2 separate regions of the Homo sapiens genome follow, and region 1 is linked to region 2. The links are chromatin contacts, found by Hi-C in ENCODE. All regions are on one chromosome and are shown on one strand. Each heading gives the region's core, a stretch centred on a gene start or an enhancer-like site at or near the end of the contact. The rest is flanking DNA. Distances are from core to core; before and after follow the strand shown. Region 1 overlaps LINC01483 (long intergenic non-protein coding RNA 1483). Region 2 overlaps LINC01483 (long intergenic non-protein coding RNA 1483).

The links. Hi-C counts contacts between places; a loop is a spot of excess contacts on that map. Pooled maps may share reads with other maps.
Region 1: a pooled map shows a loop between it and region 2 (2.4-fold over the local background). The contact joins two enhancer-like sites. A Hi-C loop is called at or near these places in 1 of 168 maps with a recorded cell type or tissue (ascending aorta), 2 of 37 single-sample maps with no recorded cell type and 3 of 50 pooled maps.

What each region holds. Positions count from the first base shown.
Region 1 is chr17:69,897,996-69,903,123 of GRCh38, forward strand. It overlaps LINC01483 (long intergenic non-protein coding RNA 1483), which reads left to right. Exons shown (of 5, transcript NR_109972.1): 5 at 4,747-5,005. Among named protein-coding and RNA genes, the nearest start is that of LINC01497, 61 kb to the right of the region's middle. Within about 2 kb of position 2,961, at least 2 of the 41 ENCODE cell types and tissues checked have a DNase peak (open chromatin) inside an H3K27ac peak, as active enhancers do.
Region 2 is chr17:69,604,767-69,610,097 of GRCh38, forward strand. All of the region lies in intron 2 of LINC01483 (long intergenic non-protein coding RNA 1483), which reads left to right. Among named protein-coding and RNA genes, the nearest start is that of LINC01483, 13 kb to the left of the region's middle. RefSeq lists enhancers at 2,172-3,371, 2,447-2,716. Within about 2 kb of position 2,590, at least 17 of the 41 ENCODE cell types and tissues checked have a DNase peak (open chromatin) inside an H3K27ac peak, as active enhancers do.

The DNA.
Region 1 (5,128 bases), core at 1,711-4,210, 290 kb after region 2:
TTTCTTTTTCTTTTCTTTTTTTGTTTTTGAGACAAAGTCTAGCTCTGTCGTCCAGGCTGGAGTGCAGTGGCACAATCTTGGCTCACTGCAACCTCTGCCTCATGGGTTTAAACGATTCTCCTGCCTCAGCCTCCTGAGTAGCCGGGACTACAGGTGCCCACCACCACGCCTGGCTAATTTTTTGTATTTTTAGTAGAGACAGGGTTTCATCATGTTGGGCGGGCTGGTCTCAAACTCCTGACCTCGTGATCTGCCTGCCTCAGCCTCCCAAAGTAATGGGATTACAGGCGTGAGCCACCGAGTCCGGCCTTTCACTTTCATTTGAAAAAAAAAAAAAAGAATCAGAGTAGACACTGGGGCCATATTCTCACCTGACATCAGCCCGCAGGAGTGGGCTATTGACAACCCCCTTTGGTTAGACATGCTCCCTGAGTTTCTATTATTCCCCTCTCTGATTTTGTCTAATTGTTTATTCATTTGTGTCAACTGCTTCACTCTGCCATTTATGGTTACAAGTCCCATAGTAAACATTTGCTAGAATTATGTAATGACAATTATTTTGCTTGTGTTTTTGTTGCTTTTGTGTATGTTTAACCGAAGTCTCCTTCAGAGCCTAAAGGAATGTTGGAGATTATTTAATTCACCTATTTTACAGAGAAAACTGAAGCTCCCAAAAGTGACTTTGCCAGGTTCATACAAGTTGTTAAAACCCCAAACTCAAGATTCTTCCAATTCAAGCCCTGCAGCATTTCTTTGAGAATGAAAGCAAAGAAGAATTGGCCAACTCATGTCCCAGGAGACAATCTGGAAATATTTTGCTGTAAATCCATACCTCCCGTCTCGAGGAAAACTTAGCATTTTTCGAGTATTAGAAATCACCATGAACATTGTGCATCATTAGGCCCATGGAGAGCTTTTGCTTCTTCTGCAGAGGCTTTAGTGCAGTTGAAGATTTACCAGCACGTGCCAATGAGCTGTCACCGTGTCTTTATTCAAAAGGTCTCTGTCTACCAACGGCATACTGCATACTGAGAAATGTACACCTTTTGGTGTGTGCTCAATAATTGAACCTGCACTTCTCATGGGGTTCCAGAGCCAGGAAACACATGTTCAAATTCCAGCTCTGTCATTTGCTATGTGACTGGCCTTGGGCAAGTTATTAAATTCTCTGTGCCTCAGTTTTCTCATTTGCAGAATGGGTATTAGAATAAAATTTTAAAATAGTATTACATGAGTTAATAAATGTAAAGCACTTAGAATGGTGCCTGACTCAATAACATATATCTATTAATATTAATTATTATTATTATTATTACTTTCACTCGTGTTCCTGCATAGATGCTTGTGGTTGAGTTGTGTTACCTAGATCTTGAATTTGCATTCTCACTGGGTGCAATATCATTCCCAATAGGGAAAAAAATTTGTTTATTGGGAAACAAAAAAATCTTATTCTTTTAATGTATGAAACATAAACATAAAATATATAAACAGAAATACTGTGTACTTATATTACAATTTCATGGGAGGATTGATTAGTTAAAAAAATGCCTAAGAAGCCTTGTTGGAAGAGTGAAAATGGGGGAAAAAAGGGTTGAGAAACACTGTTTTAGAAGAACAAGAGAAGACAGGCCAGGCATGGTGGCTCACACCTGTAATCCCAGCACTTTGGGAGCTGAGGCTGTCAGATCGCTTGAGGCCAGGAGTTCAAGACCAGCCTGGCCAATGTGGTGAAACCCCATCTCTACTAAAATTACAAAAATTAGCTGGGTGTGGTGGCATACGCCTGTGATCCCAGCTACTTGGGAGGCTGTGGCACAAGAATGGCTTGAATCCAGGAGGCCGAGGTTGCAGTGAGCCGAGATCACACTACCACACTCCAGCCTGGGTGACACAGTGAGACTGTCTTAAAAAAAAAAAAAAAAAAAAAAAAGAAAGGAAGGGCAAGAGAAGACAGGTCAAACATAATAAAGGGTTTCAAGATGTGATGGCAGAGCAGGAAACCAAGCACGGAGCCCTTCTGATTTCCAGATCCTTCCTGTGTGACTGTCCAGCATGTACACTGATGAAGGCAGCCCTGATGACGGGCAGTCTGTGGTGTCTCTGATGACTCTTCTGAGGGGTATCATAGGACAACTCAGGATGTCTCCTTTCTTAGTAACCTCCCTCATCATTAGGACTGTTGCCCATAGTGTGGAAGGAAGGTAGAACCACCTTTTGCCGAGTTTAGCCTATTTTTCCTAGATTAGAAACAAACTGCTAATACCTGGGTAAAAAATGAAAGAGTTAGTGAAACTCAATGAGTGTTTCAGTGGTTTTGTTGCCTCCCTGCCAACCCAAGGTTTCGTCCTTTTGTGTATTAATTTGGTCTCCATTCTATGCTCTCCCAAAACATGAAAGTTCTTTTATTTTACTTATTTATTAATTTATTTATTTTGAGATAGAGTTTTGCTCTTGTTGCCCAGGCTGGAGTGCAATGGCATGATCTCGGCTCACTGCAACCTCCACCTCCGGGGTTCAAGCAATTCTCCTGCCTCAGGGTCCCAACTAGCTGGGATTATAGGCATTCACTACCACGCCCAGCTAATTTTTTTGTATTTTTGATAGAGACGGGGTTTCCATGTTGGTTAGGCTGGTCTTGAACTCCCGACCTCAGATAGTGTGCCCGCTTCGGCCTCCCAAAGTGCTGGGATTACAGGGGTGAGCCACCACGCCCGGCCGCAAGTTCTTTTATTTTACAAATTTTATTTCTGATAATTTGAGATGAAAGCAAGTAGAGAGAAAAAAAAAGATTTCTTGATAAAAATGAAGCCTTCGGCTTCCTCCATATCTGACCCTCGTTCAGAGTTTCTGGTGCTGTTTAACTCTGGAGATTTGTAAGAGGAAATGACCTAAGTTTACTACGGGGCTTACGCAGAGGTCCTGCTCAGCACTGCCCAGGAGTACCGATTGCTAACTCTGTCCTTCCCTCTGATGCCAGGTCCCAAAAATAGCCCAGTGGGAACAACACAGCAGCCTCTCCCTCACGGCCTGCAAATCAAAGCCCTGATTAGGTCAAAGGATGGGAAATGTGGCTATATCGCTGCTCAGAGGCTCTTCAATGCCAAGGGTGTAGAAGCTTCCTGTTCCTTCAGATGTTGGGACAGAGCCGCTGGGCAGGCTTCACTCAGGAGACCTTGCTCCATCTCTTTTGAGTCCTTGAATCTGCTGGGGAGAAGCAGTTTTCCCGTGGAAGCCTTTGAGTCCCTAAGATTCTGGAAGTCCAGGGAAGAGCACTTCAATTTGTAATTGCAGACATCTGACCCAAGAAAGGCTGGCCTTGCTGGAGATGCCTCACTCCCTAGGAAAATCAATTTTGGTTTATTTCATGGAAGAAATAAGACCACTGAAGATTTTTCCTTCTTTCTCATTTCTGGTGGGCACACTTGAAAATGGCAGCTAGTATCATTGTAATGTCACCTTACAGCTTATATCAAAAGCGTATAAAAGTCTTTGCCCCATAACTAAAGGGCTCCTTTGGGGTGTGGGGAGGTATTGAGGGGAAGTGACAGAGCAGAATAAGGAGGGGTATAAAAATCCTCTATGTCTTAGTCCGTTTGGGCTGTTACAGCAAACATATCACAACAAAGAGGCTTATACACAACAGAAATTTATTTCTCGTAGATTTGGAGGCTGGGAAGTCCAGATCAAGGCACGAGCAGACTCAATATCTAGTGAGGGCCTACTTGCTCATACATGACTGATATGGTTAGGCTTTGTGTCCTCACCCAAATCTCATCTTGAATTGCAATCTCCAGGTGTCGAGGGAGGGACCTGGTGGGAGGTGATGGGATCATGAGGGCAGTTCTCCCCATGTGGTTCTCATGATAGTGAGTGAGTTCTCACAATAGCTGATGGTTTTATAAGGCAGTTTTCCCTGCTCTTACTCACTCTTCTCTTTCCTGCCATCATGTGAAGAAGGTTCTTGCTTCCTCTTCACCTTCTGCCATGATTGTAAGTTTCCTGAGGTCTCCTCAGCCATGTAGAACTGTCAGTCAATTTTCTTTATTAAAAAACCCAGTCTTGGGCAGTTCTTTATAGCAGTGTGAAAATGAACTAATACAATGACTCTCTTCTCATTGTACCCTCACATGGCAGAAGAGGTGAGGGTCTTTTGGGGGTCTCTTTTATCCTATTCCTGAGGGCTCTGCCCCCTTGACCTAATCACCTTTCTAAAATTGGCCTCCTAATTCCATCACCCTGGGCTTTAGGATTTCAGCGTATGAATTTGGGGGAATGCAAACATTTAGACCATTGCACTTTATAACAAGGATTAGTAAATGATGCCCCAATCCTCCCCCACCCCCCACACCTGTGTTTGTAAATATAATTGCACTGGGATTTTCTTTTCCATGCTTATTCATTTGTGTATTTTCCATGGCAGCTTTCATAATACAAAGGCAGAGCTGAGGAGTCCTGATAGGGATCACGCGTCCCACAAAGCCTAAAATATCTGGCTCTTTACAGAAAAAGCCTACTGATCCCTGCTTTATAATAATGGCCATACATTTAGTGTTTCCTATGCTGTGTACATTATATAGCTTTTCTCATTCAGGTCTCCCAACAATAGTGCAAAGTGGATACTGTTCTCTCCACTTTACAGATGGGGAAGGAGAGGAAAAGCTTGTTCAAGGTCACGCACATGGTAAATGATAAGGCTGGGTGTGAATCTATAGCTGTCTGATATTATGATTTTTTTTTTTTTTCTAGCACACTGCATTGCCTCACAGCTAAATTCCCACTGGATTGTTGGTCTGAATCACCGATTGAAAAATCAAATGTCTTCAGGGACCCGGCAGGATCCCGAAGGACGCCGCTCTAAGCCAGAGGGAGCGGTGTGTGTTGTGGCTGAAGTGGAAAATACAAGCCCAGTTTAAGGGCATTCAAACATGAATTGTTTTTTTTAAAGCCGTGCGAGTCAAACAAAACATGTCAGCAGTTCTTATTAGGCTAACAGGTTGCTGGTTTGTGACCCTTGGACCGATCCTCAACCAGGTTGGGCAAGGGAAACGATGATATGCTGAGAATGGAAACCAGACCGCCCATTGGTCTCCCCCTCCGGCCCCGGTTCACTTCTTTGGGAACATCTTAG
Region 2 (5,331 bases), core at 1,340-3,839:
AAGCAGCACTTTAGTAGATTTTTCTCAGGCAGAATGCAAAAGGTCTACATCAGAGTAGAACTGGCCCTGTGATTAGCTATGCTAAATTGAAACCTTATGAAATATAGTGTGGTTACATTAAATGGCAGTTAGAATGTGGTCTACATTATTACAAATAAATGTTTTTCATTATATTTTACTGTCAGCAAATGCTGGTATAAAACTCATTGCCTTTCCTCATATGGCTACCTTGAAGGGAGTCAGAAAATACATTGGCATCTGAGATCTTCATGTGAATTATTTTGAGAATTCCAAAGACTCCAAACTCAATTCAAAGAAACATGATGGAAATTTCATGGGCTTTTAATTGGACTTTCATCTTTGCTTCCTTTGTCAGTAAAGAATGACTGTCCTGGAACTTGAGGTTGTTGCTAGACCCCCTTCTTAAAAAACAAACAAAAAAAACCTAAAGGTTCTATAGTTAAAGCCTCTTGGGAGGGGAAGAAGACTCACTCAGTACACAGAATGATAAAATTTTACTTGCCGAGGTAACATACATGACTTTGGACAGGTTTAAGCTCCTTTTTCATTGGAAGGAAGAGAACTTTTAGGCTTGCAGGTGCTATTTCTTTCTTCTTCCAATTTCTACAACTGGAAACTAGTCATTGTAGGGTTTTCCTTAAATAAGTCCAAGTCTACAGGAGGCAGCAGGGAGTCTATTCCACTGAAGCCTTCCTATGAGGATTGAACAGCTTCTAATTTCTTGATCATTCTAATCATCATAACCATCTGGAAGATTTCGTCATTAAACTAATAGTTGGTAATCATATTGTCCTGGCTTTCAAAATAAAACAAAACGATAAGGGCTTCTAGACAATCCAAGCAGGCTATTTGTCGAACTGCTCTATTTATCTGTGTCGATTTCATTTATATATTTCAAACACCCACTGCCTCTAAAGTATACCGAATCATGCCCTCAAGCAATTGGTCTCATCTACAAAGAATGAGCCTGACCCATGATTCTGTGCTCCTCTGTTTCTCACATTATAGTCATAAGTTAGCCCAAAGAGAGAAGCATATGATTCTTTGGATGAGATCTCTGTTATCTTTTAAGGAGATAAGAATCATAAACTCCATTCAAAGGTGACATCAGAACAATGAAGGACATTCTGAGACAGAGCGAATGACCTCATGACATTTTCCCTAGATTTTCTAACTTTTCTTCTGTTTAGTAATCAATCATTCACTGACTCTAAATGTATGGGAGGTAAAAGTTTTTCTTTACTTTCTTATATTCTGAGGGTGGGCCTGCAAGTTAAACTGACAAAGATAGATGAATGGAAGAAAATTGTACACATTGTATGTGATGTTAATATTCTTATGTGGGCAGGGTTTTCATAGAAAAGAGGTGAAAACCCCCCAAAAAGCAGGTAAACTGGAGGGCATCTATAACATTTTAGCAAAGGATGATAACCTGGGGAGAAGCGACTATGACAGAGGAAAGAGGGTTTGGGCTTCCAGGGGTGGTGAATGGTGGGAAGGTAAATTTATGAGGAAAAGCAATAATAAACAAGAGTTATTTACTAAAGTTTGCTTACACAGCACATCTTGGTGCTATCTCCATCTCCTGATAAGGGTTGTTCTCCTCTTTCTAATAGGGGAGGGTGGGGGACACCTTTGTTTAGCCTAAAGCTAAGGTTTCGCCATATACAGTGAACTGTAACTCAAGGGGCTGTGGAAATATAGACTGTAACCTATTCTTGAAACAAGTAGCCAAGTTTTAGCCAATCACAGCAGCTGAGTTTCAGCCAATCACAGGCAGCCAACTGTCTAAACTGCGTTTAAATAAGGCAGATGCTGAGCTGTAACCAATCCAGCTGTTTCTGTACCTCACTTCTATTTTTTGAACCTCACTTTCCATTTCCTGTCGATTAATGTTATCTGACCATGTGGCAGCCCAAGAGTCGCTGGGAACCTATTTTGCTTCTGGGAGCTGCTTGATTCATGAGCTTAATTAAATTGTTAAATCTAATTTGTCTAAAGTTTTTCTTTTAACACCTTCACGAGGGGAAGTTTATGCCCTGCTTTAAGCAGAGGGGGACGGCAGAGCTCTTCTGTGTCTGCTTTTTCTCAATTGCCCCCAGCTCAAAATAATTCTTATGCCGGCATATTTTGGGGTGACATATTCTGATCTCCTTCATTGGGAAGCAGTCCCTGAGTGTGAGCCTAGCAAAGACTCTCTTCTTAGAAATCCTCCCTAATTTGAAACATAGTGGTTAAAATTCAGAAGCTGGGTCTCTGTGCACGTTATCTAACTGCTTGGCACACAAAGGTTTGTCAAATAAAAGACAGGCAGGTGATGAATGCATTGAGAATTGTTGTCAATCCTACCTAAAGTTCCACAGACTTAGAGAACATGTCTTTCTACCTGACAACCATTCAGAGCAGTTTGGCTGTTCCAACTCGCGTCCTCAATTTCATCATTCAAAATCTGTGAGACCGATACTGAGCTCTCATGGAAGACTGGCTCATTTAATTGAACAATTTGGAAAACTGTTGAGTTGAGGAAATGTATACAGAAGCTAGGTGGCGCTGGCGGCCACAGGCTGCACAAGATAATCCTCTGCATGTCAGAACATGCCCTGTGCCCAAAGGACACAGCTGTGAAACCTTTCTGAAGAGTTTAGTATCAGATACAGGGAGAATGATTTGAAACAAAAGAGAAATACAGAAATTCCACAGCATCACTTTCAGACTGTCCAACATTACCCATTCCTTCTGACATAAACATGAAAACCCATAAAGCACAATTTGTATTTATCTATTTTCTAAATAAACTCCTCCTGGTCATTTGCTTTTTGAATATTCTGTTTGGTCTCTTTGGTTTTGCAATCACCACTGACTTGGAGCTCCACAGAAAAACCAGAAGTTCCAAAATAGCAATCGGAAGAGAACTTGGTTTCAGTCCCTTTTCCATTAATGCCTATTTTCCACAACCACATAACCTGTGCATTTGGAATATTTTCCCAATAGCACTGGCTTTCATAAGCTGTAGTGACTGTCAGGAAATAAAACTGCTTTGGTGGAAAGACCAGAATTATATAGCTGAGAACACAGGAATGTTAAACCAGCCTTCGAAGTCTTGCAGAATAGGAGAGAACAAAAGTGGGCTGTGTCAGTGAGGCAGGTTTAATAGAAATAGAACATTTATGAATTTCTAGTCACATCTTCTGACCAGATAATCTTCTACAGAGTCATTTAGCTTATGTATGGGAGATACGAATCTTACAAGTGGAAGATGACCATGCCTAAGTCAGAATATAATAGTCTGACAAAATTTTCTGCTTTATGTATGCTTATGGAACTTGTTTTATATATAGACATATCACATTTATATAGTCATTTAATAAATTTCATTCATTGAAAATAATACAAATGCATTACAATGAAAACAATCATTAGGTACGTACTTTTGGTTAATATTTCCAACTGTCCTGAAAGATGTGGTATAAATATATCTGTAATCCCTAGGGGTTTATTGCACAAGAAAAAAAGCAGAGCACACTGTTGATTTTTTTTTTTTTTGAGACATATTGGCTGGTAAAATGTTGATACTAATTAATTCTGAAGTGGAAACAGGCTTACAGGCTGGCAGACGGGTTATAAAATTTTTTTTTTTCCATTGGTCTCAGAATTGCTAGAATCTTTGTTTCAGCACCAGTAGCTCTGGTTTAGGTTAATATTTCTGCCTCCACTCAATACCATGTTATACACCCTCTTGCCTACTGTCAAAGGAGTTTGTTGAAGATAGTTTCTTTACCTGAGAAAGAATACCATTCTCCTTTACTCCTCTTTTACCATGTCTCCTCTTCTACCTGACCAGTGTACATATTTGTCAACTCTTTTTCCAACCTGTTAGCATGTTACTGATGGAGGGCTTCACGGAAGAAGCATGGAGTTGAGAATTTCAACTTTTACTTCTGTTACAGGAGTGGCCTTCAGCCTCACTTAGATAGAAAGGGCCACAATAAACTCAGAGGAGTAATAGGCTCAGAAATGGTGGACAACATACTCATCTTATTTATCACTGGGTTTCTGGCCCTTGATGCAGTACTTGGTATTTAGTCAGTGCTCCTTGCTAAGCTGCTTGTTTGTGTCTGCTTCCACATTCCAAAGATATGAGGATATGAGTTTGAATAGAGTATGAGATAGTTAACAAATATGAAACCAGTGGTATTGAGCACCAACAACATACAGAGCTGTATTAGAAACTGAGAATTGCAAAAAATGATATATTTGTCCATGTTTCCCAAGAGGTTACCTATTAATACATAACTACATATTTGTAAGAAGACATTATAGCATATTGCCTGTGAACCATCTGCCTCAGCTTCTAGTTGTTTCCTCTGATTCAGCTAGCCAAATGCCACAAGAAACCACAAAGCCAATTTGTGTTCTTGGATAACTGCGTGCAACACCCATTAGCTTTCTATGGGCAGGATTTGGCGCAGAGAACTCATCTGTTGCCAGTGCTCAAAAGAAAGTCAGGATTAAATAAACCTATTTCTGTATTCTTACAGGCGTGCCTATGAATCCATGAGGCTACAGTCACGATGGCATACTTGGCAAGCTCAGGGCACTGTTATCTTTTGAATTAATTTTGTGACCTGTTATAAATGCAAGTTCCCTTACTGTGTTTCAAAGGCTTTTTGCTCCCTATTCCAATGTCACAAGTTTTCTTCTATGACAAAGATCGTGTTAGCTTAATTTTTTTGCTACATTGTGATTTTTTTTGATATTGCATTATAGCTCCTTCCCCTTTTGGCATACATGCATTCATAGCTAAATTATGGAGTGACTGGGGTTTCCTTCCCTTGGCATGATTTACCTCTGGTCAGATTATTCCTTGTTGTGGGGGACTGTCTTGTGCATTGTAGGGTATTTAGTAGCATCCCTGGCCCTTGCCACTAGATGCCGCTAGAATTTCCTGCCCCTAAAATGTCTCCAGAATTTGCTAAATGTTGGGATAGGGAAGGATTGCCACCTGTCGAGGACCACTGATTTATATTAATGTAACTTTTCTGCATAAAACCATTAAATACCATTACTCAAGGGATATAAGCTGGCTAATGATTTTCTCTGCGGCATTTAGCAAAAAATCCATCTGGTGAAAATACCAGTGAAGAGGAACAGAAACAATTGTAAATCTTCAAAAATCATTCCTTGAGCAAGAAAATGCCTTGGGCTAGCCACTGCCTTCCCCATTCACCCTGACCCCCACCCCAAATACAACATTTTATTTTTAACCATCTAAGTAAGGCTGATGTTGCTGATGGATAACAGCTGCTGTAT